4 separate regions of the Homo sapiens genome follow, and all the other regions are linked to region 4. A link is a loop called in an ENCODE intact Hi-C map of the cell type or tissue named here. Cell type or tissue: gastrocnemius medialis. All regions are shown on one strand. Links, peaks and the distances in the headings refer to the core of each region. The heading gives the core; the rest is flanking DNA.

Evidence for each region. A loop is a pair of places that touch in the nucleus more often than their neighbours do. Peaks named below come from ENCODE experiments on the same cell type or tissue, not always from the same donor. Only the 100,000 strongest peaks of a DNase experiment are listed, where the experiment ranks them.
Region 1: it touches region 4 in a loop (8-fold over the local background); 27 of 110 quality-filtered maps call a loop at or near these places.
Region 2: it touches region 4 in a loop (4-fold over the local background); 3 of 110 quality-filtered maps call a loop at or near these places.
Region 3: it touches region 4 in a loop (6-fold over the local background); 12 of 110 quality-filtered maps call a loop at or near these places.

Annotation. Positions count from the first base shown.
Region 1 is chr2:25,946,853-25,954,834 of GRCh38, forward strand. It overlaps KIF3C (kinesin family member 3C), which reads right to left. Exons shown (of 8, transcript NM_002254.8): 4 at 7,415-7,533; 5 at 4,937-5,053. Among named protein-coding and RNA genes, the nearest start is that of KIF3C, 32 kb to the right of the region's middle. In gastrocnemius medialis, for the core only: CTCF peaks have their summits at 4,335 (motif pointing right) and 4,536; a DNase peak (open chromatin) is centred at 4,379; H3K27ac peaks cover 770 bases.
Region 2 is chr2:26,269,156-26,277,137 of GRCh38, forward strand. HADHB (hydroxyacyl-CoA dehydrogenase trifunctional multienzyme complex subunit beta) reads left to right here. Exons shown (of 16, transcript NM_000183.3): 5 at 798-842; 6 at 4,496-4,595; 7 at 7,918-7,982. Among named protein-coding and RNA genes, the nearest start is that of HADHB, 28 kb to the left of the region's middle. In gastrocnemius medialis, for the core only: no CTCF peak of the experiment used is centred there; DNase peaks (open chromatin) are centred at 5,106 and 5,366; H3K27ac peaks cover 5,000 bases.
Region 3 is chr2:26,181,677-26,189,658 of GRCh38, forward strand. GAREM2 (GRB2 associated regulator of MAPK1 subtype 2) reads left to right here. Exons shown (of 6, transcript NM_001168241.2): 3 at 1,291-1,421; 4 at 2,557-3,600; 5 at 4,513-4,682; 6 at 5,555-7,982. The coding sequence ends at 6,581. Among named protein-coding and RNA genes, the nearest start is that of GAREM2, 13 kb to the left of the region's middle. RefSeq lists a silencer at 3,126-3,365. In gastrocnemius medialis, for the core only: a CTCF peak has its summit at 3,199 (motif pointing left); DNase peaks (open chromatin) are centred at 3,185 and 3,785; H3K4me3 peaks cover 1,135 bases; H3K27ac peaks cover 347 bases.
Region 4 is chr2:26,326,829-26,334,810 of GRCh38, forward strand. The region is part of intron 1 of ADGRF3 (adhesion G protein-coupled receptor F3); the gene reads right to left. Among named protein-coding and RNA genes, the nearest start is that of SELENOI, 15 kb to the right of the region's middle. In gastrocnemius medialis, for the core only: a CTCF peak has its summit at 3,366 (motif pointing left); a DNase peak (open chromatin) is centred at 3,393.

The DNA.
Region 1 (7,982 bases), core at 2,056-7,055, 380 kb before region 4:
AAAAAAAAAAAGAAAGAAGGCTGGGCGCAGTGGCTCACGCCTGTATCCCAGCACTTCGGGAGGCCGAGGTAGGCGGATCACCTGAGATCAGGAGTTCAAGACCAGCCTGGCCAACATGGTGAAACCCTGTCTCTACTAAAAATACAAAAAAATTTAACCAAGTGTGGTAGTGGGCGCCTGTAATCCCAGCTACTGGGGAGGCTGAGGCAGGAGAATTGCTTGAATCCGGGAGGTGGAGGTTGAAATGAGCCGAGATTGTGCCATTGCACTCCAGCCTGGGCAACAAGAGCAGAGAGCATTAGAATCCTTTAATAAAGAGCACAAACTTGCCTTTAAAGCAGAAGATCAGGGTAAAAAAGACAATGGGCTAGAAATTGGCAACATTTACACAATAAAGAAAGATCTGTATTCTAGCAAGCTTCTTTCTTTTTAAAAAGTTACTACAGGGGCCCGACGCAGTGGCTTGTGCCTGTAATCCCAGCACTTTGGGAGGCCGGGGCGGGCAGATCACGAGGTCAGGAGATCAAGACCATCCTGGCTAACATGGTGAAACCCTGTCTTTACTAAAACTACAAAAAATTAGCCGGGTGTGGTGGCAGGCACCTGTAGTCCCAGCTACTCGGGAGGCTGAGGCAGGAGAATGGCGTGAACCCGGGAGGTGGAGCTTGCAGTGAGCTGAGATAGCGCCACTGCACTCCAGCCTGGGTGACAGAGCGAGACTGCCTCAAAAAAAAAAAAAGTTATTATAGGTATTACTGTAAAAATTAATTAAAGTATGCTGTTTTAAGGTAGCTATTTTAATTTTTAAAATCTGTGAATGGTTTTTTTCAGCATATACAAACCATTTTAACCCTCAAAAGGAGAAAAGTTTATGTATAAAAAAAGAAAAGATGGTGGAAAGTTCAAATCCAATTGTTAGTAAACACTACTACTAGCTAGGTGGAATTTTCATTCTTTCTATGTTTATTTAAATTTTCCATAATGAAAACATTGTTTGCAATTGAAGTAAGGGTTACTTAAAAGGAAGAAAGTAAATTAAAAAAAAATTTTAGAGATGAAGTCTCATTCTGTCGCCCAGGCTAGAGTACAGTGGCATGATCCTAGCTTACAATAGCCTGGGCTCAAGCAATCTTTCTGCCTCAGCCACCAGAGTAGCTGGGATTACAGGCATGAACACCTGGTGGAAGAAAGCAAACTTTTAAAAAACATTTAAGAAAAAATGAGCTGGCCATGGTGGCGACTGCCTGCTGGTTCAAGCTACTTGGGAGGCTGAGTGGGAGGATCACTTGAGCCCAGGAGGTCAAGGCTGCAGTGAGCTGTGATCACACCACTGCACTCTAGCCTGAGTGCAGACAGAGATAGACTCTGTCTCAAAAATAATACAAATAAATAAATAACATAAATAAGGAGGGGAAGTCCAGGCTGGGTGGGGTGGCTCATGCCTGTGATCCCAACCCTGGGAGGCAGTAGGAGGGGGATCGCTTAAGCCCCGGACCTCACGACCAGCCTAGGCAACAAAGTGAGACCCTGTCTCTACAAAAGATAAAAAATTTAGCTGGTGTGGTGGTGCATGCCTGTGGCCCCAGCTACTCAGAAGGCTGAGGCAGGAGGATCACTTGAGCCCAGGAGCCCGAAGCTGCAGTGAGTTATATACTCCAGCCTGGGTGACAGAGTGAGACTCAAGAAAAAAGAAAGCAAGAAAGCAAGCAAGGAAGTAAGGAAGAAAATAAAGAAAGGGAGAAAGAGAAAGAAAGAAAGAGAAAGAGAAAGAGAGAAAGAGAGAGAGAAAGAGAAAGAGAGAAAGAGAAAGAGAGAAAGAGAGAGAGAAAGAAAGAAAGGAAGGAAAGAAGGAAGGAAGGAAGGGAAAGAAAGAAGAAAGGGAAGGAATGAAGGGAGGGAGGGAGGGAGGGAAGGAAATTCATAATCATTATGCAGAAAGCTCATTCGAACTTCAGGTAAAGCACCTGCCACACTTTGAGTCTGGATCATGTGCTTGAGGCAGTCAAGTCAAAATTGCAGAGTGTTTTGAGAAATGAATAAATTCCTCTGAAGCAAGAAACTGCTAAACTCAAGTCAAAATCCCTTCTCAGTTCCACATTAAAGGAGACCAAAGAGTCATGACAATTAAATGAAATGCATGACTGCAGGTGGGGAGGGAGGGAAATCATCATAAAGGACATTGGCAAATTTTAATATTGCCTATATAATAATATTGTGACAATACAAAATTTCCTGAGTTTGATCATTGCACTGTGGAACACGAATGTTCTCATTTTTCGGAAGTACAGGTAAAAGGTCAAAATGTCTGCAACTTAATCTCAAGTGGTTGGGGGAAAGTTAAAGCAAGATATGGCAAAATGTTAATAATCTGGTGAAGGGTATACGAGAATTCTTTATACTATTCTTGCAATTCTTGTTTTCAAAATAAAAAGCTGACGTGGCCAGGCGCAGTGGCTCACGCCTGTAATCCTAGAACTTTGAGAGGACAAGGCAGGCAGATCGCTTCAGCCCAGGAGCTCGAGATCAGCCTGGGTAACATGGCAAAACCCTGTCTCTACAAAAAATACCAAAAAAAAAGAAAAAAAAATTAGCTGGGAGGAGGACCACATGAGCCTGGGGAGGCTGAGGTTGCAGTGAGCTGTGATTACACCACTGCACTCCAGCCAGGGTGACAGAGTGAGACCCTGTCTCAAACAACAACAACAACAAAAGTTAATGCACACCTTCTCAAAGCCTCTCCCATCCCACAACTAGTTGAGCACATTGGTGGCACTACTACATCCAATGTAAAGAAATTCCTTCACCTGCAAACTTTAAACTCAAGAACTTTTCTAAGGACTGGTGCAGTGGCTCATGCCTATAATTCCAGCATTTTGGGAGGCTGAGGCAGGTGGATCACTTGAGCTCAGGAGTTCAAGACCAGCCTGGCCAACATGGTGAAACCCCGTCTCTACTAAAAATACAAAAAATTAGCCAGGCGTGGTAGCATGCACCTGCAATCCCAGCTACTGGGGAGGCTGAGGCTCGAGAATCGTTTGAACCCAGGAAGCGGAGGTTGCAGTGAGCCAAGATCACACCACTGCACTCCAGCCTGGGCGAAAGAGCAAGTTTCACTGCAACCTCTGCCTCCTGGGTTCAAGTGATTCTCTTGCCTCAGCTTCCCCAGGAGCTGAGACTGCAGGTGCATGCCACCACACCCGGCTAATTTTTTGTATTTTTAGTAGAGACGGGGTTTCACCACGTTGGCCAGGCTGGTCTCAAACTCCTGACGCCAAGTGATCCACCCGCCTCGGCCTCCCAAAATGCTGGGATTACAGGATTACAGGCATGAGCCACCATGCCCAGCAGAAAGACCTTTTCTTTTCTTTTCTTTTTTTTTTTTGAGACGGAGTCTTGCTCTTGTTGCCCAGGCTGGAGCGCAATGGAGTGATCTTGGCTCACTGCAACCTCCACCTCCCGAGTTCAAGAGATTCTCCTGCCTCAGCCTCCCTAGTAGCTAGGATTACAGGCGCCTGCCACCACGCCCAGCTAATTTTTTTTTGTATTTTTAGTAGAGATGGGGTTTCACTATGTTGGTCAGGCTGGTCTCAAATTCCTGACCTCAGGCCATCCACCTGCCTCAGCCTCCCAAAGTGCTGAGATTACAGACTTGAGCCACCACGCCCAGCTAGAAAGAACTTTTCTAAGCATAAGATAACCCTTCAGAGTGAAGCCTCGCCAGCATCCAACTCCAGCAAATGTCATTGGAGCAGTGGTTTTCTAGCCTGGCTTCAAATGCAGAATCACAAAACCTAAGACCTGGGACCCTTTAAATCAGACTCTCTGCAGGTATTCTAGCTCCAGCCAGGGTGGAAAACCTCTATGACAGCTGATGTACTATTGAGAATCTCTACCTAGATTGGAAAGGTGGATTGTAGGTGCAAAGTAATACCATTGAAAAGTCCTCTATTCACGTGCTTGCCACTTACAAACTTATGTGGTATCACCTTAAGTAAAATCAGCCTTTAAGAAAGATCAAATAGGCATCTAAGCTATAGTTGTTAAAAAAAAAAAAAAGAAGAAGAAAAGAAAAGGAAGAAAGGAAAAAAAAAATAACCAAGTAGGCATCTGATGCTTCAGTGAGAAGCTGTAGACCTCTTGCTAGCTTCCCATCCCAGATTTAGGGAGACTCTTGCCCTATTTTAACATTAATATTCTAGAGAGAGCAAATAATCTCCAGGAAGGTGCATTGGTGTCCAGCCTCCTAAGCACCTCTCTCTATATATTTGCAATTAAGGGCCCATGGTTCAGCCGGGCAAGGCCTCACTCTGTTGGGATGTTCTTCATGGCCACCAGCAGAGGGAGCCACACACCCAGCCAATGGCCGCAGCTGCACCCAAGGACTAGGACATGGAAACAGGTGGAAATGCTGAAATCACCCGGATGAGCGAGCGCACTGAGATTGGATCACAGCTCTATCACATCATGATCTGATTACTTATTTCCCACTGGACTGTGAGCTCGGACCATGTCTAATTTATCTTCTGTCTCCTGAGTCTTGCACAGCATCCGGCACACAGTAGCGCTTGGCAAATATTAACTGTGGTTGCTATTTCGGGCATCTGACAAATGAATATTCACCAGACCTGGCCAGATGTTAGCATTCGCTAGGATTGTCAAGAGGCTGAGATGCTCTTCCTCCCTCCCGAGATCCCTCACAAGGTATTTTCTGCATCCCAGGCCAATGAGACACTTTTTTTCCCAGAACACCCTTCCATCATAGAGACCCCTACAATTAGATCCTGAGAAATTCATCCCCCATCGGCATCCTCCCCATCTTTTCCCCAATCCACAAAACATCTGTCTCCCTGCAGGCAAGGCCTCAGGCCCCTCACCAGCCCCGACCTGGAGTGGACCCACAAGTCCCCCAGCCCAGACAGCTGGGTTAGAGACTCACACGCCGGCTGGCACCAGTGGCTGGAACTTCCACTGCTCCTCCTCACAGTCCAGGAAAAGCCGGTTCATGATCTTGTTCTTCTCCTCCGGCGGGATGAAGTTCTCGATGATTAGGTACCTGGGAGCAGGAATGAAGGAGTGATGGGAAAATGGGTGAGCGAGAGACCACGTGGTGCATGTGAGGGTTGAAGGATTAGAAGCAACAAGCCAAGAGGCAGAGGGGGCTGGGCACGGTGGCTCACGCCTGTAATCCCAGCACTTTGGGAGACCAAGGCGGGCGGATCACGAGGTCAGGAGATCAAGACCATCCTGGCTAACACAGTGAAACACCATTTCCGTCTCTACTAAAAATACAAAAAAAAATTAGCTGGGCGTGGTGGTGGGTGCCTGTAGTCCCAAGCTACTCAGGAGGCTGAGGCAGGAGAATGGCATGAACCTGGGAGGCAGAGCTTGCAGTAAGCTTAGATCACACCACTGCACTCCAGCCTGGGCGACAGAGTGAGACTCCGTCTCAAAAAAAAATAAGTTAATTAATTATTTATTTATTTTAAAAAAAGAGGCAGAGGCAATGTGGAGGTGGGGAAAATCAAGAAGTTAAGGGGAAAGGATCCCTACAGAAATACTGCAGCTTGAAAAATCACTGCTTCTAACAGGTACACAAAATTAGAAAAATGAATAAATACTTTTATTTGATAGCACAATAGGGTGACTATAGTCAATAACTTAATTGTATATATATGTGTGTGTGTGTGTGTGTGTGTGTATATATATATATATTTTTTTTTTTTTGAGACAGTTTTGCACTTGTTGCTCAGGCTGGAGTGCAATGGCACGATCTCAGCTCACTGCAACCTCCACCTCCTGGGTTCAAGTGATTCTCCTGCCTCAGCCTCCTGAGTAGCTGGGATTACAGGCACATGCCACCATGCCTGGCTAATTTTTGTATTTTTAGTAGAGATGGGGTTTCACCACGTTGGCCAGGCTGGTCTCAAACTCCCGACCTCAGGTGATCCACCTGCCTCAGCCTCCCAAAGTGCTGGGATTACAGGTATAAGCCAGCAAATTGTATATTTTAAAATAACTTAAAGAGTGTAACTGGATTATTGTAACTTGAAGGATAAATGTTTGAGGGGATGGATACCCCATTCTCCATGATGTGCTTAGTTCACATTGCACACCTGTATCAAAACATCTCATGTGGCCAGGCGAGGTGGCTCATGCCTGTAATCCCAGCCCTTTGGGAGGCCGAGGAGGACGGATCACCTGAGGTCAGGAGTTTGAGACCACCCTGGCCAACATGGCGAAACTCCATCTCTACTAAAAATGCAAACATTAGTCAGGTGTGGTGGTGGGCGCCTGTAGTCCCAGCTACTCAGGAGGCTGAGGCAGGAGGACCGCTTGAACTTGGGAGGTGGAGGCTGCAGTGAGCCAAGACTGCACCACTGCACTCCAGGGTGGATGATAGAGCAATATTCCATCTCCAAAAAAAAAAAATCTAATGTATCCCATCAATATTAATATATGCAACTACTATATACACACATTTTTTAAAATAATTTTTAAAACAAATTTAAAAATAATTTTTTTTTTTGAGACAGAGTCTTGCTCTGTCGCCCAGGCTGGAGTGCAGTGGCTCCATCTCAGCTCACTGCAAGCTCTGCCTCCCAGGTTCACACCATTCTCCTGCCTCAGCCTCCCAAGTAGCTGGGACTACAGGCGCCCGCCACCACTCTCGGCTAATTTTTTATATTTTTAGTAGAGGCGGAGTTTCTCCGTGTTAGCCAGGATAGTCTCGATCTCCTGACCTCGTGATCCACCTGCCTCAGCCTCCCAAAGTGCTGGGATTACAGGCATGAGCCACTGCGCCCGGCCTTTTTTGTTTTTGTTTTTTTTTTTTTTTTGAGACGTTGTCTCGCTCTGTCGCCCAGGCTGGATTGCAGTGGCATGATCTCGGCTCACTGCCACCTCCACCTCCCAGGTTCAAGCAATTCTGCCTCAGCCTCCTGAGTAGCTGGGATTACAAGTGCGCGCCACCATGCCCGGCTAATTTTTGTATTTTTAGTAGAGATGGGGTTTCACCATGTTGATCAGGCTGGTCTCAAACTCCTGACCTCAGGTGATCCACCTGCCTCGGCTCCCAAAGTGCTGGGATTACAGGCATGAGCCACTGCGCCCGGCCCTAAAAATAATTTTTAAAAAATTTAAAATCACTGATTCTTATGCAAAGATGGTAGCCTCAGGGCCTTCGGAGTTACTTTTGGCCAGCACCTAGCGTCCATTTTGAGGGGTTCATCAAATACAGGCAGAGGAGGTAGAAGAAACTCCAGCACGTGGGCCCATCCCTCAGCCCTCAGACGCATTTTATTCCTAAAGGACTCATGGGAGAGGAGACAGTCAGGATGAGGCCTTAGGGGAGGAGAGGCCTGAGTAATGATGGCTGGCTGTGGGGACCCGGGATGAAAAGAGCTGCGGGCCCTACTTGAGCTTGAGTTCGCGGGTCTGCTCGTTCTGCGCCTCCTCCAGGTCCTGCCGCACGCGGATATACTCATCATGCTGGTCCTGGATCTCCGCCTTCACCGCCTGCAGCTTGGCGTAGAGCTGGGTGGGGACAGGTGCCACTCAGAGGCTGCTTGGTGTGGCAACGAGGCCCCAGTCACCCAGCCTGGGCCGCAGGGCTGCAGGCTCAGAGTCTACCGACTCAGCCCAGGATGAGGCTGCGGGTCCTTTTCTGAACTCCCCGCTGTGCCCAACCCACCACGAATTGGGCTGGGCTATTTAAAGTGGTGCCCCGCCCTCCTTCACTGAGGCCTGTGACCATTGTCTGCTCTTTCTCAGCTGCTATCAGCATCGTGGAATGTTCAAACGGGAGGGGACCCCAGGGACCTTTTGGTCCAATACCCTCCTTTCATAGATGAGGAAGCCAGGCACAGACTTGCTCAAGGTCACACAACCAGCCAATAGAAGAGCCGGAACTAGGACCCGGGGCTTATTTGGAGACCCAGCTCAGGAAGCAGGAAGCCTGAACGAGTTTGGAAGGTGACCCCTCC
Region 2 (7,982 bases), core at 2,596-7,595, 56 kb before region 4:
AAAAAAAAAACAGCAGGGGGAAAGAGGAACTCTGCTCTCTTTTTCCAATTCTTATTTATGTATTTACACAGGGTCTTGCTCTGCTGCCCAGACTGGAGTGCAGTGGTGTGATCCTAGCAGCCTCAAATTCATGGCCTTAAGCAGTCTTCTCACCTCAGCCTCCCAAGTAGCTAGGACTACAGATCCATGCCACCACGCCTGGCTAATTTTTAATATTTTTTGTAAGAGACAAGGTCTTGCTTGCTCTGTTACCCAGGCTGGTCTTGAACTCCTGGCCTCAAGTAGTCATATCACCTCAGCCTCCCAAAATGTTGGGATTCTAGGTGTGAGCCACCATGCTTGGCCTCTTTCCAATTCTTTGGTAAATCTCAAGTTACTTAAAAGCAAAAAGTTTCTTCAAAAGTCCTAATACATCACCTGTAGCCCTGTAGGCATTACAAAATAAATAAATAATATACTTTTAAAATAAAATGTTTAAAGGAAAAGAGACCTCAAAGGTGGGGCTTCACTTTAAAGAAAATTTAGCATATGTTATACTGAACATTAAGGTGTTGGACAACATTTTTGTTCGATTCTTAGCAAGCTCAGGAGGAGTTAAGGCTTGCTAGACTTTTAAGGATGACAAATAGCGAAGTCACACTATTTCTTCATTTGAAATGATGGACTGCCTTGGATAGTAAAGTTAAGTGTGTTTGTAGCAGCATGTGTTTGATGATCTCTGGGTATTTCAAATAGAATGAAAATTTTTCATTGAAGCTCTAGGGTTTTGGTTTAAATTACTGGTTTTCGTTCCCCAGATATAAAGACCTGATGCCACATGATTTGGCTAGAGCAGCGCTTACGTAAGTAAATGCAGTTTCATTTCCGTTCTTATTTCATTAAAGGCACTTTCTCCAGTTTTTACACATAAAATAGCAATTTGTTCTTATTTTAGCCATCTGTACTATACAAATTTAAGCAGCTTATGAATATTGTCAATCTTTATTTTGCAGGCCTAACAGTGTCTTAGCCTGACAGTATACTTTAATGCTACCTTAGCTAGCCACAGGACTCGATTGATCAGCCTAAACACAATACATATATTTGATGATTGCCTTAGGAACTTGTATAAGGGTAGCTGAACAGATTATGTAGATATTTACCTAGAAAGAAGCCTAAAAGACACCTGAAGATTCATGTGCAAACCAAGTAAAAATGTAAAATTAGATGTAGTTAAATAAGATTAGGCTGGATGAATAATTTGGTTGAGAATCATTAAATGTGTTGCTGTTTCATAACATGTAAGGCATTATCTCTTCATTTTCCACTGACACTTTGCCTTTGTGTCTTCAACCAGCCACAGTTCTTTCTTAGTTTGGAGAAACCCTTCAGTTGACCTTTCTGTCCATTCTAACTCTATGTTTGTTTTTTTTTTCTTCCTGCAATACCTCAAGCATGAGTGAAAGAGCAGTTGTTTCTGTTTCCTTATTATTAGTTTCCTCTGTCTAATTGTATAATCATTATTTCCATTTTCCCTTTGTTTTACAGAAACCATACTTTAGAATCTTCTCTTAATAATGGTTTTATGATTGCTCAATGTACTGATCCTTTCTCAGTCCTCTGTCTCTGTACTTTATAGCACTTGACACTGTAAGCTATAATCACCTCTCTTCTGTTGACTTCTTAGTAATATGCCTTTATGATTTTTCTTTTTCTTCTGTATCCTGACTGATTCTTCTGTAGCTTTTTTTTTTTTTTTTTTGAGACGGAGTCTCGCTCTGTCACCCAGGCTGGAGTGCAGTGGCGTGATTTCGGCTCACTGCAAGCTCTGCCTGCCGGGTTCACGCCATTCTCCTGCCTCAGCCTCCCGAGTACCTGGGACTACAGGCGCCTGCCACCATGCCCGGCTAATTTTTTTTTTCTTTTTTTTTTTTGTATTTTTAGTAGAGACGGGGTTTCACTGTGTTAGCCAGGATGGTGTCGATCTCCTGACCTCGTGATCCGCCCTCCTCGGCCTCCCAAAGTGCTGGGCTTACAGGTGTGAGCCACTGCGCCCGGCCGATTCTTCTCTAGCTTAAAAAAAAAAAACTGGGCCAAGCACGGTGGCTCACTCCTGTAATCCCAGCACTTTGGGAGGCTGAGGTGGGCAGATCACCTGAGGTCGGGAGTTCAAGACCAGCCTGACCAACATGGAGAAACCCCATCTCTACTAAAAATACAAAATTAGCTGGGCGTAGTAGCACATGCCTGTAATGCCAGCTACTTGGAAGGCTGAGGCAGGAGAATCCCTTGAACCTGGGAGGCAGAGGTTGCAGTGAGCCGAGATCACGCCATTGCACTCCAGCCTGGGCAACAAGAGCAAAACTCCGTCTCAAAAAATAAAAATAAAAAACCACACACACACACAACTGGATCTCTCCCTCTTTCTCTTTTTGAAAGGTGTTTTGCAAGTTTCATTCCTTAGAGCTTTGCATTTCTCTGTATGCATATTTTCCTTTAAAAATCTCATCTACTAGCTAGGCATGGTGTCTTACACCTATAATCCCAGCACTTTAGGAAACCAAGGCAGGAGGATCAAGGTAGGAGGATCTTTTGAGCCCAGGAGTTTGAGACCAGCCTAAGCAACATAGTAAGACTCCATCTCTACAAAAAAAAATTTTAAAAATTAGCCAACCAAGAGAATTCAGCTCAGGAGTTGAAGGTTGCAGTGAGCTATGATTCCACTACTAGACTCCAGGCAGGGCAATCGAGCAAGACTTTGTCTCAAAAAAAAAATTTTTTTTAAATTTTTAATTTATTTTTTTCTGTATGGAGTCTCACTCTGTCCAAGGCTGGAGTGCAGTTGCTTGATCATAGCTCACTGCAACCTCGAAGCCTCCCAGGTAACTGGGACTATAGGCGTAAGCCAATGTTTCTAACCCTCTTTTTAGTTTTTTTAATTGATAAAAAACTACAGATTTTACAGATTTTTATTTATTTATTTCATTGTAGCCAAGTTTAGTCATTACTCATTTTGAAGCTCAGCTTATTCCACATTTTATCTGGCACTCCTTCAAGTTGGCTCCTGTGTGCCTTTTGTTTTTTAGTATAATGCTGGTTGTTGATATATAATTTGCATGCAATAAAGTGCACAGATTTTAAGTGTATAGTTTGATGAGTTTTGACAAATGTATATACCCCGTGTTCCTGTTTTTGATATGGTCCCATTTGTCTTTTTTTTTTTTTTTTGACACAGAGTTTCGCTCTTGTTGCGCAAATTGGAGTGCAGTGGCACGATCTCGGCTCACTGCAGCCTCCGCCTCCCAGGTTCAAGCAATTCTCCTGCCTCAGCCTTCCGAGTAGCTGGAATTACAGGCACATGCCACCAGTCTTGGCTAATTTTTTTTGTATTTTTAGTAGAGACGGGGTTTTGCTGTGTTAGCCAGGCTGGTCTCGAACTCCTGTCCTCAAGTGATCCGCCTGCCTCGGCCTCCCAAAGTGCTAGGATTACAGGCTTAAACCACTGTGCCCGGCTGATATGGTCCCATTTGTCTTTGAGTGCTTCCTTACTTTTGGCACAAAAAAGATGGAAATTCACTTTGTACTTTCTTCTGGACCTGGTATCAGTCATTTCTTAAAAAACCTTTTGTCCTTTTAATGGGGAATGGCATTTAGAAACCAAATCTGGGGCCGGGTATAGTGGCTTACACCTATAATCCCAGCACTTTGGGAGGCCAAGGCTGGTGGATCACTTGCAGTCAGGAGTCCGAGACCAGCCTGGCTAACATGGTGAACCCTGTTTCTACTAAAAATACAAAAATAAGCCAGGCATCATGGCAGGCGCTTGTAGCCCCAGCTACTCAGGAGGCTGAGGTGAGAGAACCACTTAAACCCAGGAGGTGGAGGTTGCAGTGAGCCGAGATTGTGCCAGTACACTCCATCCAGCCTGGGTGAAAGGGCAAGATTCTTATCTCAAAAAAAAAAAAAGGAAACCAAGTCTGGGTTCAGGGAGTGCTCATTCCTACTGGAGTGTTATTGTGTCTAGTTTCTATTCATGGGCACAACTAGAATATATGTATTATTTCAATCATTTGTTGATACTGATATTTCAAACTAAAATTTAACATACCCAGGACTTCTTTTTTTTTAATTTTTTTTAATAGTCTTAAGGGAGACTTTGCTTTATCTCTTTGATTGAATATTTGTCTCTCTTTTTCACTGCAAACTTTGGTTTCTACTAACATTAATTAACATTAATTTATAGGTTTCTTATCTATTTTATTCTATTCCAAATTATTTTTTATTCTCTAACTTCTCATTACCAATTCAGCATCAAATGTTGACTTTTAAAATCACTCTTTCATTCATTTCTTCTTTGAGAAGGTGCCAAATGCTTGTCAAATTAAAGAAAAGATACAGTCTCTGTCCTTTTAAATTCAAGGCTAACCTTTTTCAAGGAGCGCAGTGTTTTGTGTGATGATCTCTGGCACTGCCTTGATGTGTGAAATGTTTCTTTGCTTTGGATTTCTACTTCCAGGGGTTTGTTGCATCGGACCAGTGTCCCTAAGGAAGTAGTTGATTATATCATCTTTGGTACAGTTATTCAGGAAGTGAAAACAAGCAATGTGGCTAGAGAGGTGAGTAAAACAAACTTTATGTTGTTTAAAGAGTGATAGGAGAATCACTTTGAATTTCAATTAATAGAAGTTACTTTACAAAAGCCTTTAAAATCTATTGAGTTACATTTGACCTAAAATGTGATTTTACAGCTTGGGTAATGTGTTATTTAATATGTAAAAGAATTCTAATATAAATCAAATGACATACACTATATTAGTGTATATCCATACTTTACTGTAAATCAAATAAATTATTTGAGCTGGTTTAGGACATTGTCTCTTGTGTTAGGAAAATAGAGATCAGCAAAGTGTGGCTGATAGTATTTTTAGTAATGTTAGATATCATGGCTTCCAATTAATTTAAAATTTCAACATGTTGCAGAGAACTAATTTCATAACTTGACTTTTGTTAGCTGGAAGTAGCCTTGCTTACTCATTTGTTCCCATCAACTAGATGGCACGTAAGGCAGCTTGGCTTTTTAAAAACTATTTCACAGGAGTTTACTTTTGCCCTAGTTGGCATAGCTCCATGTAGTGTCGATTGGGCAACCAAGATAATGACAGGCCTTGGAACTTCTAGGATGTGTCCTACAGGCAAATCCAAACACGTCTTCTGGGCTGTGTTTTCATTTAAAATCGATTGGATGAAGTTGGCACCAAAAGCACATTTCATTGTACTCAGTATTTTCCCTAGTTCTGGTCTGTGCTTGCCATATTGTTGGGTTCAGTATCACTGTCAACTGAGAGACAAGGGCACATGAGCAGGACTGAAAGTATTTGTTCTGTTCCACCTCTGTACCTGGCAGAAATGTTAGAACTGCCAAAGGCCTGGCATGACTGAAGCCTACGAAACTAACTGTGTGCTGTTGAGGGGCAGGAAGGAATTAACAATAGGAAGAGATTTTATTTCCCTTCTGAAATTTTTTGTTTTTCCTTGAACCTTGACATTTCTGAATGTTTCAAATATGATAATTTCATGAGTACATCAAGCTGCTCATAATACATTTTCAACTTTTATATTCTGAAAATAACCTATTACTTTTATAAGAGCACTTAAGATGTAAATAGTAAATTTTTTTGCTGTTTTCTCCTCTTGCTCAGCTTTTTATCCCATCCTTTCTTCCTTCTCCTCCTCCTCAAAAAATAAAAAAATAAATAAATAAAAATAAATGTTTCCATTTTCTCTGTAATTCAGTTCTTTTTTTCCTAAAACTAAAGCCATAATGTTTTCCTCTGAAATTTTTCCTGGAAATTTTACATCCATTTGCAGATCTCAGCTATTGATTGACAGGAGGTAGATTCCCTCTGCCTGCCCTGTACTAATACCAGTTATGTTGTGCTCCAGGTAATTTTTGCAGCATCTGCAGGGAGAGATTGGGTTGAGGGGGATACATTATGAGAATGTCACTCTAAAGCTGTATTGCAACCTAAAAGCTAACATAATTTCCAGCCAAAGAATTTCTTAGGCCCTATTGCCTGTATTAATAATGTTAATATACAGTCCTTGCAACCTAAAAGCTAACATAATTTTCAGCCAAAGAGTTTCTTAGGCCCTATTGCCTGTATTAATAATGTTAATATACAGTCCTAAAAGGCTCCTGGTGTTCATGAACCTGACTTTGTTGAAAGGTTCAGCATATTTCCCTGTTCTCCAGCTTAAAGACATCTTCCTCCTTTTCCCTTAGTGCCCTGAGAGCTATTCAAATTTCAATAGAAGTGTGTGGACAAGGGTCACCAATAGCCACCTCTATTTAAAGCTCCTTCCGTCCTGAGAGTCATCTAGGGCCAAGGGCAACACAAATTAGAAAGGCCCTTGTGAGAATCGAGCCATTGCAACCTAAGTGCCCCTTTTACACTTGCCCTTTGCAGAGCTCTTCCCTCCTGCCCCCCTGAGATACTTGCGTCTCTCTTCCTTTCGGATTGGTTTACGTTGAGAGGCTGATGCACAGGTGCCTGGCAGAAGTTCTCAACAAAGCAGGTTGGGCATTTAGTATCAGGCCTACCTGGAAAGACCAGAATGAGGTCATGTTGCAGTTACATCACTAACACATTTCTGTTTCTATAGATTATGGTAAATAGCATAAAAGTAAGTAAGTATAAAGGTAAAAATCAGTTAAGAGACATTGAATTTCTAATTGAGACTTTGGAAACATTTATTTTACTAAATTATAGGAGAGTGTGTTCTGAGGATAATTAATAGTTTCAGGGAAAGAATACTAAAAATGAATTCCCTATAATGGGATCCAGTATTTCATAGTAAATATTGTGTGGGTGTGTATGTGGGAGGAAATCTGGAAGCTTTATTTCTAAAGTAAAACTTTAATATTATAAAAATAAGTATTTTATAATTGCACCTGTGCATTAATTATTTACATAAACAAAAATGGAATCAGACGTTGATTGGTTTTTGACAGCATAATTTCCCCCAATAAATAGTATAATAAAATTATAGATGTGCTCATTTCATGTTTGACTTTCACTGTGCCATTATAATAGAGGCCATTTTTAAAAGATTAATAATGACCTCAGTTTTTCTTAAAGCCGCTCAGATGACAAATTATTCTCTTTGTATCACGTATTATGCCATCATCCTGGCCACTTGTTAGTTGGTCTGACCCTTATTTGTTCACAGACTCACTTGTAACTCAGGCAATTCTCCAGTTTCTTTCATTGAGTTGAGCTTCTGTATAGTTGGCAAGTTTTCCAGTTCATCTTTGCATTGGGTCTGCAGTGTGCTATCTGAAGTATCAGACGGTCAGTAAGAGAAACCAGCTGGCAGTGAGCAGAAAGATAGGTGTAAAGCAGACAGGGTCTTGAGTGGGAACTCTGTTTATGAAGGGTCAGTTCTTTAGAAATCATTTTCATGTTTAATCACTTTTGCTTTGCTGCTAAGCTTTGTGACTGATCATGAGACCTGATAACACAGATAGTGAGGACTCCACCCCATAATATATTTCATCATCATTCCAGCAACTGTCTTTAATAGGTTCTTTTAAGTATATTTGAACATTAAACAAGTTAAAATCAAATTATATATTGATATTCTTGAAGGCCCTGAGCAAAACATCGATAAGAAATTAGGTGAGTTAGGAGAGTATCATAGCCTCGTGTCTGCACTAGAAACCAGCCAGCAGGAATTTTGCATATACCTGTCAATTAATGGCAAGATTAAATATTAGTGAACCATTTCTGTGATGGACTTCATTTGATTTTAAATATTGCTCTGGAGAATGTTAAACTGAAACCGTTTCCAGATGACTATGAAGATTAGTGCTCAAAGCATCATTTACATGATGCCCTTCCCTTATAGTGATCATTTCATTCACTCTATTTCCTAAAGGCTGCCCTTGGAGCTGGCTTCTCTGACAAGACTCCTGCTCACACTGTCACCATGGCTTGTATCTC
Region 3 (7,982 bases), core at 1,149-6,148, 150 kb before region 4:
GGGGCTTCAGAAGCTAAAGAAGGCCCAGCGCGGTGGCTCACACCTGTAATCCCAGCACTTTGGGAGGCCATAGCAGGAGGATTGCTCGAGCCCAGGAGTTTGAGACCAGCCTGGGCAACATCATGAGACGTCATCTCTAATAAAAATAAAAAATTAGCCAGGCATGGTGGCACATGCCTGTGGTCCCAGGTACTTGAGAGGCTGAGGCAGGAGGATCCCTTGAGCCCAGAAGGTTGAAGCTGCAGTGAGTTGTGATCATGCCACTGTACTCCAGCCTGGGCGACAGCAAGACCCTGTCTCAAAAAAAACACCCAGAGGCTAAAGAGTCACCTTGTCTTCTCTCGACTTGTTCCCTCACCTATTCATGGCTCTCTTCCTACTGTATAAAGCTTGAGAAGAGGCCATCCATCAGATGCCAGGGCGGCTCAGAGCTTGTTTTGTGCTCATGTGGGTATGCATATAACAGGTGTCTGGCCAGTGAGGTGAGAGAGCTTACACAGGGATGTCAGCTTCACAGACTGGCAATCACTTCCGTAAAGTCTGTGTCTCCTAGGGGCATGTGCTGAGCTTGGCAAAGCACGCAGCCCCAGACTGCAGGTTGGGAAGGCCTACTCTCAGGGAGGTGGCTTTGCTGGGTTCAGGTCAGAGCCTCTGGGAGAGTAGGATTGGATATTGGACCAGGGCAGGGTGTGGGAACAGAGCTGGGGTCAGAGTGGTTCTCCCAGGGCCTTCAAGGGCTGGGCCAGGCCCTGGTTGGCCCAGTGCCACCTCCATGCGGATCAGCAGCCCAGGGCGATGCACAGGATGCCAGATCCAGGTAGGGCCCATGATCATCTGTCCCTACCCCCTCAGATGAGGACCCAGAGGCCCAGAGAGGGAAAGGAACTTGTCACGGCAAGTCAGAGGTCAGGCTGGGACAGAGCAAGGAGCCAGCATCCCGGTACCACACTGATAGTTGATCAGAGGCCAGCTGTGTCCACATGTTTGGGGCTATTTGCAGTTGGGTTTCTCTGGGCAGGCAGCCGCTAGCCTCACTGCATACCCACAGGCTCTCTATGGGGGGAGGGCTGGGCTATAGTTGCTAGGGATCTGTGCTCACCTTGCTGAGGCTGGAGCCAGATGACCAGCCCCCTTCAGCCCATGCCAGTGGAAACCTGCCCTTTGGCCCTCCTGAGTTCCTGAGGGGCTGGCCGAGATTATGGTAGCAAGTGACCATGAAGGCTCTTGGGACGCAGGCTAGACTCCCAGCAGGCAGGCCCACTCCAGCAACTTTTGTCACCCACTATGCAGGGAAGTTCAAGCTCCTGGAACAGGCCCGGGATGTGCGGGAGCCAGTGAGGTACTTCAGCAGCGTGGAGGAGGTGGCCAGTGTCTTCCCTGACCGCATCTTCGTGATGGAAGCCATCACCTTCAGCGTCAAGGTCAGTCACTCCCTCACCAGGTGTGGTGTCCCCACACTACTCCTTGCCTCAGGGGCAACCCTGACTCTGGTTGGAAGGTTGCCCTCAGGATCCAAGAAGGAGAGCGGCTCCTGGGGACCCCTTAGGGGTCTTTGGCACAATCAAGCCATGTCAGAAGGGTGGGGAATAGGACCCACTGGGCTGAAGGACTTCCTATGAAAGGTAGTGAAGCAGGAGCGGGTGTCTGGAAGGGTCATGTTCTGACTTGGAGACTTTTCAGGGCAACCTGTCCCTAGCTGCCCCAGCACCCACTTGTAGAGGCGGTGGTTGTGGTGAGCAGGCAGTGTAAATAGACCCCTGCTGTGGGGTGGGAGCAGTGGCTCATGCCTGTAATCCCAACACTTTGGGAGGCTGAGGAGGGAGGATCAACTGAGGCCAGGAGTTTGAGACCAGCCTGGGCAACATGGAGAGACCCTGTCTCTACAAAAAATGTTAAAAAATTAGCTGGGCATAGTGGTGCGTATCTATAGTCCTAGCTACTTGGGAGGCTGAGGCGGGAGGACTGTTGCCAGGAGTTTGAGGCTGCACTGAGCTGTGAATGTGCCACTGCCCTCCAGCCTGGGAGACAGAGCAAGACCCTGTCTCAAACAAACAAACAAACAAACAAAAACAACTAAAAGCAGTCCCTGCTATGTACAGATAGTGCTGTTCTGTTTACAAACCCTTTTCTTATCCATCAATTCATTTCTCTTCACTTAGCCTTGTTGGATGGGTAGGGCATTATGATCGCCCAAATGGTAAAGACAATGATGATAAAAGTCGCCATTTACTGCATACTTTAAAATATGTTGCTGATCCAAGTAGTGGGGAAGAAAAGAAAAATATGTCACTGCACAGTCTTTTTAATCCTACAGCAGTTCTTCGAAGTAAGAGTTATCAGATATGGTCGCTAAGGCGTGGAGGGGCAACTCATTTAAGGTGGCACAGCTGCTAGTGGTCTCTCCAGGATGAACGTGGATCTCCTGGCCTACCATCTAGTCCGAGCCCCGGGAGGGCGGAAGAGGAAGGCTGTTTTCCCTTTCCAGTCTCTGGGAGCTGGCCGTGTGGCTTTCCCTGGGACCTGGCTAAGGCCCTGCCCTGTCTCTGGGATCCCCAGGTGGTGTCGGGCGAGTTCAGCGAGGACAGCGAGGTGTACAACTTCACGCTGCATGCGGGCGACGAGCTCACTCTTATGGGCCAGGCGGAGATCCTGTGCGCCAAGACCACCAAGGAGCGCTCGCGCTTCACCACCCTCCTGCGAAAGCTGGGCCGGGCCGGGGCGCTGGCCGGGGTGGGCGGCGGCGGCCCAGCGAGCGCGGGGGCCGCGGGAGGCACTGGCGGCGGGGGCGCCAGGCCGGTCAAAGGCAAGATGCCCTGCCTCATCTGCATGAACCACCGCACCAACGAAAGCCTGAGCCTGCCCTTTCAGTGCCAGGGCCGCTTCAGCACTCGCAGCCCGCTGGAGCTGCAGATGCAAGAGGGCGAGCACACGGTGCGCGCCATCATCGAGCGCGTGAGGCTGCCGGTGAACGTGCTGGTGCCCAGCCGGCCGCCGCGCAACCCCTACGACCTGCACCCGGTGCGGGAGGGTCATTGCTACAAGCTGGTTAGCATCATCTCCAAGACGGTGGTGCTGGGGCTGGCGCTGCGCCGCGAGGGCCCGGCGCCGCTGCACTTCCTGCTGCTCACGGACACGCCGCGCTTCGCGCTGCCGCAGGGCCTGCTGGCCGGGGACCCGCGCGTCGAGCGCCTGGTGCGCGACAGCGCCTCCTACTGCCGCGAGCGCTTCGACCCCGACGAGTACTCCACGGCCGTGCGCGAGGCGCCAGCGGAGCTCGCCGAAGACTGCGCCAGCCCGCGCCGCGCGCGCCTCTGCCTGCCCGCGCCGCGCGCCCCCGGGCTCGCCCGCGCCCCCGGCCCGCTAGCGCCGGCTCCCGCCGGCGAGGGCGACCAGGAGTACGTGAGCCCCGACTGGGCAGCCGCGCCCGAGCCCGCCGCGCCGCCCGCCGAGATCCCCTACGAGGAGTTGTGGGCGCACCAGGGGCCCGAGGGCCTCGTCCGGCCGCCCCCAGGGCTCGATCTCATCTCCTTCGGGGCCGCGGGACCGCCGCGTCGGGAGCCGGAAGCGCCGCCGCCTCCAGTCCCTCCCAAATCCGAGGCGGTGAGTGAGCGCGCTGGGGGCCGAGTCCCGGGTCCAGCCAGGGCCCAAAGCCCGTTCTCCTGGGCCCCGGCCCCGGAGTATGTGGCAGACGAGGTGTCTTCCTCGGCGGGGTGGGGAAGGGGAGAAGGAAAGGGCAGAGGCATGCCAGGCAAAAGCATTTGTAGTAAGGGGCACTGGGGCGGGCGGTGGCGGGAGAGCTGTGGGACAGAGATGCGTGTAGGTCCCCAGCCTCAGAGGATTTGAGAGGAGCCCCGAAGCACTGTTACCCAGAAGGTACCACAGAACAGGGGTCCTTTAAGTTGTTGCGTGAAAAGAAGGTTCCTTGGCGAAGTAAGCTTAGAAATGCTGTGAATGATTCCCAGCCCTTTTTCCCTCCTCATATTGGAGTCACAGAGCATTGGTAGATTAAAGGCTCTGAGAAGTCCTGCACTAAGGAATCCTGTTTATCAGAACATTTTCTCCCTGCCCGTAACACCCGTCAGCATCCCATGGAGTCCTCTTTGGGGTACACGACTTGTAGGGAGGGATGCAGGTGGCAGACGCTTCCTTCCCTCTGTCCCTTCGGCTTTCCTTTGTCCTCTGCTTTCTCTCCTTTTCCTTGAGGAGGGAGCACGTCTGCTTAACCTGTTTTGATCTACCTTTGTGTTCTTTTTCTTAACATCCATGATGGATTTCCAAGGAACAGGAAGGAGGCTGTGGGACAGGGTGTGGGTGCGTGAGATAGGCTGGGAAGGCTAGGAAGGGTGGGGTGGCTGGCTGACTGGATGAGCAGTTGGGGTGCAAGGCAGCCTATTGGCAAAGTGGGGCAAATGTCAGGCCCAGACAGCCCCCTCGCCCAGCTGCTTGGGAAGGGGAAGATAAGGAGTGCCAGCTGTTTGGAGTCGAGGTGGAGTCACCGCCCTCTGCTTGTAGGTGAAGGAGGAGTGCCGCCTGCTCAATGCCCCTCCAGTGCCTCCCCGGGGTGGCAATGGCAGCGGCCGGCTCTCCAGCAGCCCCCCGGTTCCCCCTCGCTTCCCCAAGCTGCAGCCGGTACATTCCCCCAGCTCCAGCCTCTCCTACTACTCCTCTGGCCTCCAGGATGGGTGAGTCCCTGCCTTCCCTTGGTCCTGAGTTCTAAGGTAGATCAAGGCAGGGAAGGGTGAGGAGGGGGAACTACAGTGCTGAGGAAGAGGAAGTCTTGAGGCCTGGGAGATTCCCGAGGGTGCAGCTCCCTGTGCAGTGGCTCAGGGATTGGCACTGCTGTCTGGGTGTCTTGGGGCCTGGGGCCCAGTGGCCTGTTCTGCCCACTTCAGCTTCTTTCTCTCTTAAATGTTGAGGAACGGATGGGAGCATTGCCCTGGTCCCCTCAAGGTGGGGACTTTGCTGCAGGATAGAGAGAAGAGAGCTCCTTGCTGTTTTGAAATTTTGATTAAGTTCAGGCCAGGTGCGGTGGCTGATGCCGGTAATCCCAGCACTTTGGGAGGCCGAGTTGGGTGAATCACTTGAGGTCAGGAGTTCAAGACCAGCCTGGCTAACATGGCGAAACTCCATGTCTTCTAAAATACAAAAATTAGCCGGGCATTACGGCACATGCCTGTAATCCCAGCTACTCGGGAAGCTGAGGCAGGAGAATCGCTTGAACCCGGGAGGTGGAGGTTGCAGTGAGCCAAGATTGCACCACTGCACTCCAGCCTGGGCAACAGAGCGAGAACACCATCTCAAAAGAAAAAAAATTGAAAGAAAATATTTTTATTAATTTCAGTTTCGTTTCATTTTTCCCCTGTGTTTTCTGACCTGGGCTGGGGGATGCTGGAAGGAAGAACACGGCCATTCCGGAGGGTCTTGGGCTGGGGCTGGGGTGCAGGCCCGTGTTGCTGAGGTCATAGTGGTGCTTGGTTGCAATGCATGTGTGACCCTATCGGATTCCCTCTCAGCCTCACCTGTCCTATGTGTGTGTGTCTGTCTCTGTCCACAGGGCGGGTTCCCGCAGTGGCAGTGGCTCCCCATCGCCGGACACCTACTCCCTCTATTGCTACCCATGCACCTGGGGAGACTGCAAGGTGGGCGAGTCCTCTAGCCGCCCAGCCCCCGGTCCCCTACCCTCAACCACACAGCCCAGCCAGGCCTCCCGGGCCCTCACAGAGCCTCTGAGCGGTCGAGCCGCCTCCCTTCTGGGGGCTGACACCCCTGTTAAGACCTACCACAGCTGCCCTCCTCTATTCAAGCCCTCACATCCCCAGAAGCGCTTTGCTCCGTTTGGAGCTCTCAACCCTTTTTCCGGGCCTGCCTACCCCTCAGGCCCTTCAGCGGCCTTGTCTTCTGGGCCCAGAACCACCTCGGGTCCTGTGGCTACCTCTGGCCCTGCGTATTCCCCAGGCCCAGCCTCGCCAGGCCAGGCCTATTCAGCTGCTCCCCCCTCCTCCTGCGCCCCCTCCTCCTCCTCTTCTTCTGAATGGCAGGAACCAGTCCTGGAGCCCTTCGATCCCTTTGAGCTGGGGCAGGGCAGTTCTCCAGAGCCTGAGCTGCTGCGTTCTCAGGAGCCCAGAGCAGTGGGGACACCTGGGCCTGGACCCCGCCTTTCACCACTTGGCCCCTCCAAGGCCTTTGAGCCTGAAGGTTTGGTGCTGCACCAGGTCCCCACCCCACTGTCACCAGCTGCTCTGCAGGGACCCGAGGCGGGAGGAGCACTTTTTCTAACCCAAGGGCGCCTGGAAGGGCCTCCTGCCAGTCCCCGGGATGGAGCCACAGGCTTTGGAGTCCGAGATGCCTCCTCCTGGCAGCCCCCTGCTGACCTGTCTGCACTCTCCCTGGAGGAGGTCTCTCGCAGTCTGCGTTTCATCGGGCTCTCAGAGGATGTGGTGAGCTTCTTTGCCCGAGAACGCATCGATGGTAGCATCTTTGTGCAGCTCAGTGAGGACATCCTGGCAGATGACTTCCACCTCACCAAGCTGCAGGTCAAGAAGATCATGCAGTTCATCAAAGGCTGGAGGCCCAAGATCTGAACTGCCCAGCTGGAGCTGCACAGCTGGAATGCTGGTATGGGGGCCCCAGGTACAGCACTCCGGAGGAGCAGGTGCTGCCTGCAAGAAGGATCTATGTCGAGACTGAGGCTGCTCAGCAGCCACTGGGTGGATCCAGGGGAGATGCATGTGGAAATGTGGTCCTCTGGGGTCAGACCCCTGCACGGGACATCTTGCCTTTGAGTGTGCAGAGTACATGGGGAAGGGGCTGGGGGCACCACTGTGTACCTGGGCCCAGTAAGGCATTTGCCGTGATTCCCACAACGGGGTCAAAAGCTGGCCTTCAGGGTGACCTAACACCACCTCATGCCCTGCTATAGACCTTCACAAACGACTTCCACTGCTGAAGCCTGTAGGCTCTGTTTAGAGACAAGAAGATGGCTGGTAATTTAAGCACCGATTTCCCAAGTGCCCACTCTCCTTTGTGCTCTGTTGGCTTTTGGCCTAAAGCTGCCCCAGAGTGAGGGTGTAGATGTCTGTGTCTGTGAGATGCCTTTCCCTTCCCCCTCTGCTCCACCGTGGTTGAGGGGGGTGGGGCCTGGCCCCGCACACAGGTGAGTCGTGTACAAGCCTAACCCATGGCACCTCAGAGGCTCCACCTGTGGGTCCTGGTTCATGGGTGACAACTTTGGAAGAGCACAGCTCTGCAATTGACCCGACCCACTTATCTAGTTAGGAAGCCAGACACTGCCCAGATGACTCTAGCACCCTGGCTTCTGCTCTGACTTTACTGCAGCTAGTCATCCATCCGTCAGGTGGCGTTCAGTCTCAGAATACTGATTCCGTGGAAGAGCAGGTTGATTTAGGTCAGCTTCTCCTTGATTCTAGAAGCAAGCGGTAGTCAACCACCTCCAATTCCGCCAATCTCTTGCCCCCATCATTTGTCTCTGACAATACTTGGTGTTTTTCCCTGGTTTTCTGTCACTGGCACAGGAGGGTACAGTTGGGAGAGTGCGTTCCTGGAGCTCAGTCCTGCATTTGTTCACGTGCCTCACAGCAGGCCTTTGTGCCCTTGAATCTCAAACATGGGGATCTGCTTGGTACCCAGAGCTCTGGTCATTGTGTCCAACCACACACCCCACCCCATCCGTGTCCTCCATCTCACCCAGAACCACAGGGTGCCCACTAGTGTCAGGGCCCAAAGTGCCAGCCTTCTCTTCTGCCTTACCTAGTCTACCTATTTATTTCCTCCACTTTTTATCTTAAAAGTAGCTAAGCCATGCTGGTGCCCATACTCCAAGCAGGCTGCCTCAGCTCAGAGAAGTGGTCAGAGAGTAGAGCACAGAACCTGTGATGTGGGGACATTTGGTTTTCTTGCAGATCATTTAATGAATCCTCAAGGACTAATGAAATAAATGCTAGACTGCTGAAGATGAGTACAAG
Region 4 (7,982 bases), core at 1,217-6,216:
ATGGCACAATCTTGGCTCACTGCAACCTCCGTCTCCCAGGTTCAAGCAGTTCTCTTGCCTCAGCCCAAGTAGCTGGGACTACAGGCGACCACCACCACTCCCGGCTAATTTTTGCATTTTTATTAGAGATGGGGTTTCACCATGTGGGCCAGGCTAGTCTCAAACTCCTGACCTCAAGTGATCCACCTGCCTCGGCCTCCCGAAGTGCTGGGATTACAGGAGTGAGCCACCATGCTTGGCCAAAGTAGCTGTTTTACACTTGGTTACACTAATCTCTGATTACAGTACAGTCCACATCTAAAACCAAGTGGGAACAATTTCTCTCTTCTGGGGTAATTTTGGAACTGGGACCCAGTGAGAGTCTGGGGTTGGGCCTACAACTTGTAAACTCAGCAGCTCTTGGTTTTCTGTCATGGGGACTGGGAAAATAGTCTGAGCTCCAAGGAAAAGTAAAACTAATGTGGATACAGAAACAGACAAACATGAGGTGAGTTCCTCTTCAAATTCAGTTTATCCCTGATGTTCATTTGCACTCTTGATCTTTAGTTCCTTCAGAGAACCTGACTTCCTTTCATTATTTCCCTTTGAGCTGGATAGAGCAGCTTTCTGTTACTTGCAGCTAAAAGAATGTATCAATACATGCTCAGAAAAACCAAGGATGCTGTATCAGTACGTCTGAGTCTGTTCTGTGTTGCAATAACAGAATACCACAGACTGGGTAACTTTTTTTTTTTTAAATAAGGCATTTATTTCTTACAGCTCTGGAGGCTGAGAAGTCCAAGGTTGAGGGGCTCACACCTGGTGAGGGCCTTCCTGCTCTGTCATCCCATGGCAGAAGATGGAAATTCAAGAGAGCACATGAGAGAGAGAGAGATGGTGGGGTGGGGGCGGGAGAGAGAGAGACAAAGACAGAGAGAGAAAGAGGAAAGGGGCCCTAACTTATCCTTTTATTAGGAGCCTACTCCCAGAGGACTCCAGGACTGTAAGAAATAAACGTCTTCTTTTAAAAAAAAAAAAAATTTTGCCACTCTGTGGTATTCTGTTATTGCAACACAAAACGGACTCAGAGTCCTCACAACCTAATCACCTCTTAAAGGTCTCCACCCCTCAACACTGTGGCATTAGGGATTAAGTTTCCAACACATGAACTTTGGGGGACACATTCAAACCACAGCATGGTAGAAAAGTGGTCATTATATTAGGAATGGGATTAATGAGCCTTGTGATTCGAGACAACCACTTCATCTTTCTAGACCTCAGTTTTCACATCAATAAAATGGAGTTAAAATATATGGTCTTTGCAGTATTTAAAAGTGTTGTTCTGTTTCTTTCTGGCTTTCATGGTTTCTAAAACAAAATCCACAGCCATATAACTCATTGATCCCCTATAAGTAATCTATCATTTTTCCTTGGCTGCTTTCAAGATTTTTTCTTTGACTTTAGTTTTTAGCAGTTATGATGTGTTTAAGGTGGGCTTTCTTTGGACTTATCCTTTTTGGATTTGGCGAGCTTTTGCTTCTGTAGATTTATGTCTTTTATCAGCCACTATTTCAAATTGTTTTTCTGCACTGAATTATTTCTCCTCTTCTCTGGCGCTCTAATGACACAACTATTAGGCCTTTTTAGTTTTTTTTTTTTTTTTTGAGACGGAGTCTCGCTCTATTGCCTAGGCTGGAGTGCAGCAGTGCTATCTCCGATCACTGCAATCTCCGCCTCCCAGGTTCAAGCGATTCTCCTGCCTCAGCCTCCTGAGTAGCTGGGACCACAGGTGCATGCCCACACCCGGCTAATTTTGTGGTATTTTTAGTAGAGACGGGGTTTCACCCTGTTAGCCAAGATGGTCTCGATTTCCTGACCTCGTGATCCGCCCGCCTCAGCCTCCCAAAGTGCTGGGATTACAGGCATGAGGCACTGCGCCCAGCTGCCTTTTTAGTATTTTATCCACAGATCCCAGTGGCTCTGTTCAGGTTTTCAATCTTTTTTCTCTGGTTTTCAGATTGGATCATTTCTATTGATCTATCTTCAAGTTGACTGACTTTTTTCTCTGTCATCTCTGTTCTGCTGTTAAGCCTGGATAGACAGAATAATGACCACCCAAAGATGTCCATGTGCAAATCCCTAGAACTTCTGGATATGTAAATGTATATGTCAAAAGGGATTTTGCAGATGTGATTAAATTATGAATATTGAGAGGGATATTATCACGGATAATCTGTGTGGGCCCAATGTAATCACAAGGGTCCTTGTAAAAGGGAGACACGAATGTGAGAAACAAAAAAGCACAGGTTGAACTGATGCAGCACTTTATTTATGTAATTATTTTTTGAGACAGGGTCTCACTCTGTTGCCCAGGCTGGAGTGCAGTGGCACAATCATGGCTCACTGCCGCCTTGACCTCGTGGGCTCAAGTGAGCCTCATCCTCCTGGGTAGCTGGCACCACAGGTGTGTGTCATCACGCTTGGCTAATTTTTATTTTTATTTTTTGTAGAGATGGGGTCTCACTATGTTGCCCAGGCTGGTCTCAAACTCCTGGGCTCAAATGATCCTCCTGCCTTGGTCTCCCAAAGTTCTGGGATGACAGGTGTGAGCCACTGTGTCCAGTGAAACTGATGCACTTTAAAGATAAAGGAAAGGGCCTTGAGGCAAGGATTGATGACAGGCTCCAGAAGTTGGAAAGAGCAAGCAAATGGATTCTTCCCTGCGGTTTCCAGAAGAAATGCAGATCTGCTGACATCTTGATTTTACCTCTGTAAGATTCATTTCACACATCTCACTCTCAGAACACATTACATTACATAATACATTTGTTTTGTTTTAAGTCACTACATTTGTAGGTATTTATTATAGCAGCCATGGTAGTAATTTAATACAGAGCTCATGCAATAACTTTTACATTTTTGGTTATTATATATTTCAGTTCTAAAGTTCCCATTTGGTTCTTCTTTATATTTTCTATTTCCTCCTTGAGGCTTTTTGCCTTTTCTTTTGTTTTTAAAACAGTGTTCACATTTACTTATGGCACTTTTGTAATAGGTACTTTAATGTCTTTTTTAGATAATTCCAACATCTTTGTCATCTCAGCATTGGTAAATGTTGATTGTTTTTTCCCATGTGAGTTGAGATTTCCAGGTTCTTCAAATGCCAGTTAATTTTGAGTTTTATCCTGGAAATTTTGAATATTATGTTATGAGACTCTGGATCTTGTTTAAAACCTGTGGGAAGTGTTAATGTTTCTTTTTTAGCAGGTAATCTACCTGGCTTGGTTCAATCACAAGTTCTGATCAACCTACTGCGGACTGTGCTTCTTTCAACATCAATTCTCATTTCAAAACCTTTACGGTGCTATTCAGATCTTCTGCAGATGTGTGCCACCCAGTGGCCGGCCCGGGACCTGCGTGATGGATGGTCGATCTCTTAGTGCAGTTCTGCTGGTGGTTTGTGGTTTAGAGTCAGATCCACGCCTGTACAACTGGGAAGTGATCCCAGGAGCTCATAAAACTGTCTGGGGTCATCTTCTTGTCCTCTTCCTTTCTGGTCATTCTAGTACTTTCTGATTCCCTGGGACTCCTCTTTTTGGTTCTCTGGCCAGAAATCCAGGGCTTTATTTCCCTGCTTTACCATGCACTTACTGTGACTGTTCACAGGTGGGGCCTTGTAGCAGAGACAAAAAGCAATGGAGGTTTGCCTTGCCCTCTTGGCACCATAAATTCTGATCAGAGGAAGTTCCCCTCCCTCAGAGTTCTCGGCTCCTGCGGATCCTCACCGCCACTGCTGCCATGGGATTGCTTAGAGGCTGGGTGTGAAAGAACAGAGAAAAAAGAAAAAAAAGGTAGAATTTCCTCCACTCTCTCTGAGTGTTAGGGTCTTCCTTCCCTCTCCTTGAGCCAGACCTAGGGGGTTTCTTCTGTAGTTCTGTCTGTCTGTGCAATTGCCCATTTCTGGATTTGAGGTTGCCTTGAGTTCAGGCCAGTGCATACCAGAAGAAAAAATGTGAAGCTCACCACCAGTTCGGTGGTATGTTGAATTCTGGACTTCTTCCCCAATCCACCTGCTACTATTTACTTTCTAGAGTCCTCAAATATCAGTTCCGTGCATCTTCACTCAGTGGGAGAGACAGGGTGGAGGATGCTTACTCCATCTTTTCTAGAACTGGGCCCCTGCGTCTCACAATTTTGATATGTATTTTTATTATTTCATTCAAAATATTTTCTGATTTCCCTTTTGATTTCTTCTTTGTCGGCTACTTAGAAGTGTTATGTCTTAATTTCTAAACAAAAGAAATTCTCTGGTTATATTTTTGTTACTGCCTTTAGCTTGATTGCATTCTTGTCAGAGAAGATCATCTTTATGATTATCAATCTTTAACATTTTTGAGGTCCGTTTTATGGGCCAGCTTATGGACAGCTTTTGTAAGTGTTCTGTATGTAATAAAAAAGTATGTGTGGCCAGGCGCAGTGGCTCACACCTGTAATCACTTTAGGAGGCCGAGGCGGGTGGATCACCTGAGGTCAGGAGTTCAAGACCAGCCTGACCAACATGGCGAAACCCTGTCTCTACTAAAAACACAAAAATTAGCTGGGCGGGGTGGCACGCACCTGTAATCCCAGCTACTCAGGAGGCTGAGTCAGGAGAATGGCTTGAACCCAGGGGCAGAGGTTGCAGTGAGCCGAGATTGCACCACTTCACTCCAGCCTGGGTGAAAGAGCAAAACTTCATCTCAAAAACAAACAGACAAAAAAGTATATGTATTCTGAGCTGAGCACAGTGGTGTGTACCCGTAATCCCAGCTACTTGGGAGGCGGAGGTGGGAGAGTCACTTGAGCCCAAGAGTTTGAGGCTGCGGTGAGCTATGATTGTGCGCTGTACTGCTGCCTGGGTGCAGAGTGAGACCAATCTTTAAAATACAAAAAACAAAAGGCAAAAACAAAACAAAAGAAACAAACAAAAAACCTTTAGATATCTGTTATAAATAGCACATATTTTGGTTTAGTTTTTTTTTTAATCAGTTAGACTACCCTTACCTTTATTAAATCATTTATGCTATTTATAGTCAATTATAATCACTGATAAGTTTAAATCTGTTGTCTATGTGTTTTCTATTTAGTCCACTTTTTCTGCTCCTTTTTTTCTCCCTTATTTCCCTGTTTTGAGTTAATTTCTTTTTATAATTATCTCATTTGAACTCCTCCCCCATTAGCTTTTAGTTACACATATTTTTACCACTTATTTAGAAAGTTTCTTTAGAGATGATAACATGCGTCTTTGACATCTCAAGGAGTTTAGAACACTTTAACTTCTTTTATTCCCCAGACTTCTACACTGGAATGTGTTAAAATAGAGATCTGTTCAGTAGTTGGGTAAACGAGTTTGCCTTGTGAGGGGACAGACATTTTAGACACTGGGAAACACAATTAAAAGTACACAGGTATGATGCAGATTGTTGTGCTGTCAGAGAACTACAGTACTGCAGTTTGGGATCATTGCTGCCAGAGGTGTGAATAGAAATGGAGGTGGAATTAGATCATGAAGGGCTGTCCATACTGGAAAGCAGGATGGGAAGCCAACAAACTAGAGAGCAACTACTTGAAAAGAAATAGCACAAAACAAAAAGTGATGAATACAAAATTAGGCCAGGCATGGTGGCTCACACCTGTAATTCCAGCACTTTGGGAGGCCAAGGTGGGTAGGTCCCATAAGCTCAGAAGTTTGAGACCAGCCTGGGCAACATGGTGAAACCCCGTCTCTACAAAAAATAGAAAAATTAGCTGGGCATGGTGGTATGTGCCTGTAGTCCCAGCTACTTGGGAGGCTGAGGTGGGAGGATCACCAGAGCCCAGGAGGTCAAGGCTACAGTGAGCTGTGATCATGCCACTGGTCTCCAGCCTGGACAACAGAGTGACAGTCTGTCTCAAAAAATATATATACAAAGTTATAACCAAACTTTATGTTAATTTTTTTTTCTATTTTTGCAGAGACAGGGTCTCACTATGTTACCCAGGCTGGTCTTGAACTCCTGGTCTCAAGCAATCCTCCCACCTCAGCCTCCCAAAGTGCAGGGATTATAGGCACTAGCCTCCATGGCTAACCCTCAAATCTCAAAGATTAAGAAAGTTTTAAATTTTGTATTATAACTGTATTGTTTGCTTGTTTGTTTCTCCGACAAGATAAACTGAAAGTTAATTCAAACTTGAATGCCTAAGGAACCACAGGTATTCATCAACACTCCCTCCTCTCCTAGGAAAATATTTCCTTCCAGGTTTTCCCTAAATCTTCCACCTCCCTAGTACTTGTAACCAGTGAAATACTTCCTCGACTTATTGCCTCTACTCCAGAACCATTCACAGTGCTCTTTGGAAAGCATGTTTTGTTATGAGCAAGATTCTTTCCAGTATCAAGTTTTTCTTAGAACACTCAAGTTAATCCCTTATAAATATCCTTTGATTAGAAAGCAGGATGGGCTCCTTGAGTCCAGTTGGTATTATGATATAGGTGTAGGCCATTTGATGGGTCACAATTGCTGAACATAAGAGAATTGATCACACAATACTTAGGCCACATAAAAATGAGATTGGGTACCAACCTCTCCTCTTAAATCTGGGGTAGGTGGAAAGTTCCTAGCCTCTAATCACGTGGTTGGTTCCCCTGGCAACCATCCTGAGGTTATCCAGGAGCCCCTAGGTACCAGTCATCTCATTAGCACGCAAAAAGACCTTACATTTTGAAGACTCCTAAACAGGGCAGAGAACAAATATGTATTTCTTATTATGTCACAGGGAGCAATTCCTCCAGGGACAGGAGCACCCCAGTGTCAGAGCAGCAGTTGTGGCAACCAGTGGTTATGGGGATCCCCAGCCACAGATGCCTTCTCTTAGCAGACAATCACTTATTCTAATACATACCTAGGTTTTCTAACACAAAAGTTCTTACTTCTAGCATAAAATAAAATTTAAAGGGCTGTACCTGTACAAGAACAGGATTTCATAAAATGTATTTTATTTACTATTTTTTTTTTAAGACAGAGTCTGGCTGTGTTGCCCAGGCTGGAGTGCAGTGGTGCAATCTCGGCTCACTGCAACCTCCACTTCCCAGGTTCAAGCAATTCTGTCTCAGCCTCCTGAGTACTGGGATTACAGGCACACGCCACCACGCCCAGCTAGTTTTTTTTTTTGTATTTTTGGTAGAGATGGGGTTTCACCATATTGGCCAGGCTGGTCTCGAACTCCTGACCTCAAGTGATCTGCTCGCCTCAGCCTCCTAAAGTGCGTGAGCCACTGTGTCCAACTAAAATTTAAAGGGTTGTACCTGTACAAGGATAGGATTTTTAAAAATCACCTTTAGTAGTTAGCCAGGCTCAGCAGCACACAGCTATAGTCCCAGCTACTTGGGAGGCTAAGGCAGGAGGATCACTTGAGTCCAAGAGTTCAAGACCAGCTTAGGCAAGACAGCAAGCTATCATCTCAAAAAAAAAAAAAAAAAGTAAATTTAAAAAACCACCCACAATGCTTTAATCCTAATTTTCCCTGTGGTTTTTGAGCTATTTTCTTATTTGCAAGCCTTACCCCTTTGTAGCAATTTAGACTTTAGAGTACCTCTTAATGCCTTCATTCTTTATTTCAAATTCCTCTAGAAAAGCTGTTAATTCACATCCTCCTGATTACTTTCTCCTGATTGCTTTCAAGAGAAAACTAGCTGGTGGCTACCTCAAGGGCTTGCTTCTCAAAACACCCCTTTAGCATTTTGCATTCCTATTCTCATGCCAAAACCAGGAAGATAAATCTTATATGGGTAATTTGTTGATGTTCACATTGAGTCCCTTTGATCATCTCCCCGCCATTAAAACACAGGTTATCCTAACAAGCATTCTATTAACGCAATGACTTGTCCTCTCCTACTTCATATTATAAAACCATAGAACCTATAGTTACCTTATCATGTAGGACTTTATAGGTCTACATTTTAGCTTTGCATAATTTGCAATAAT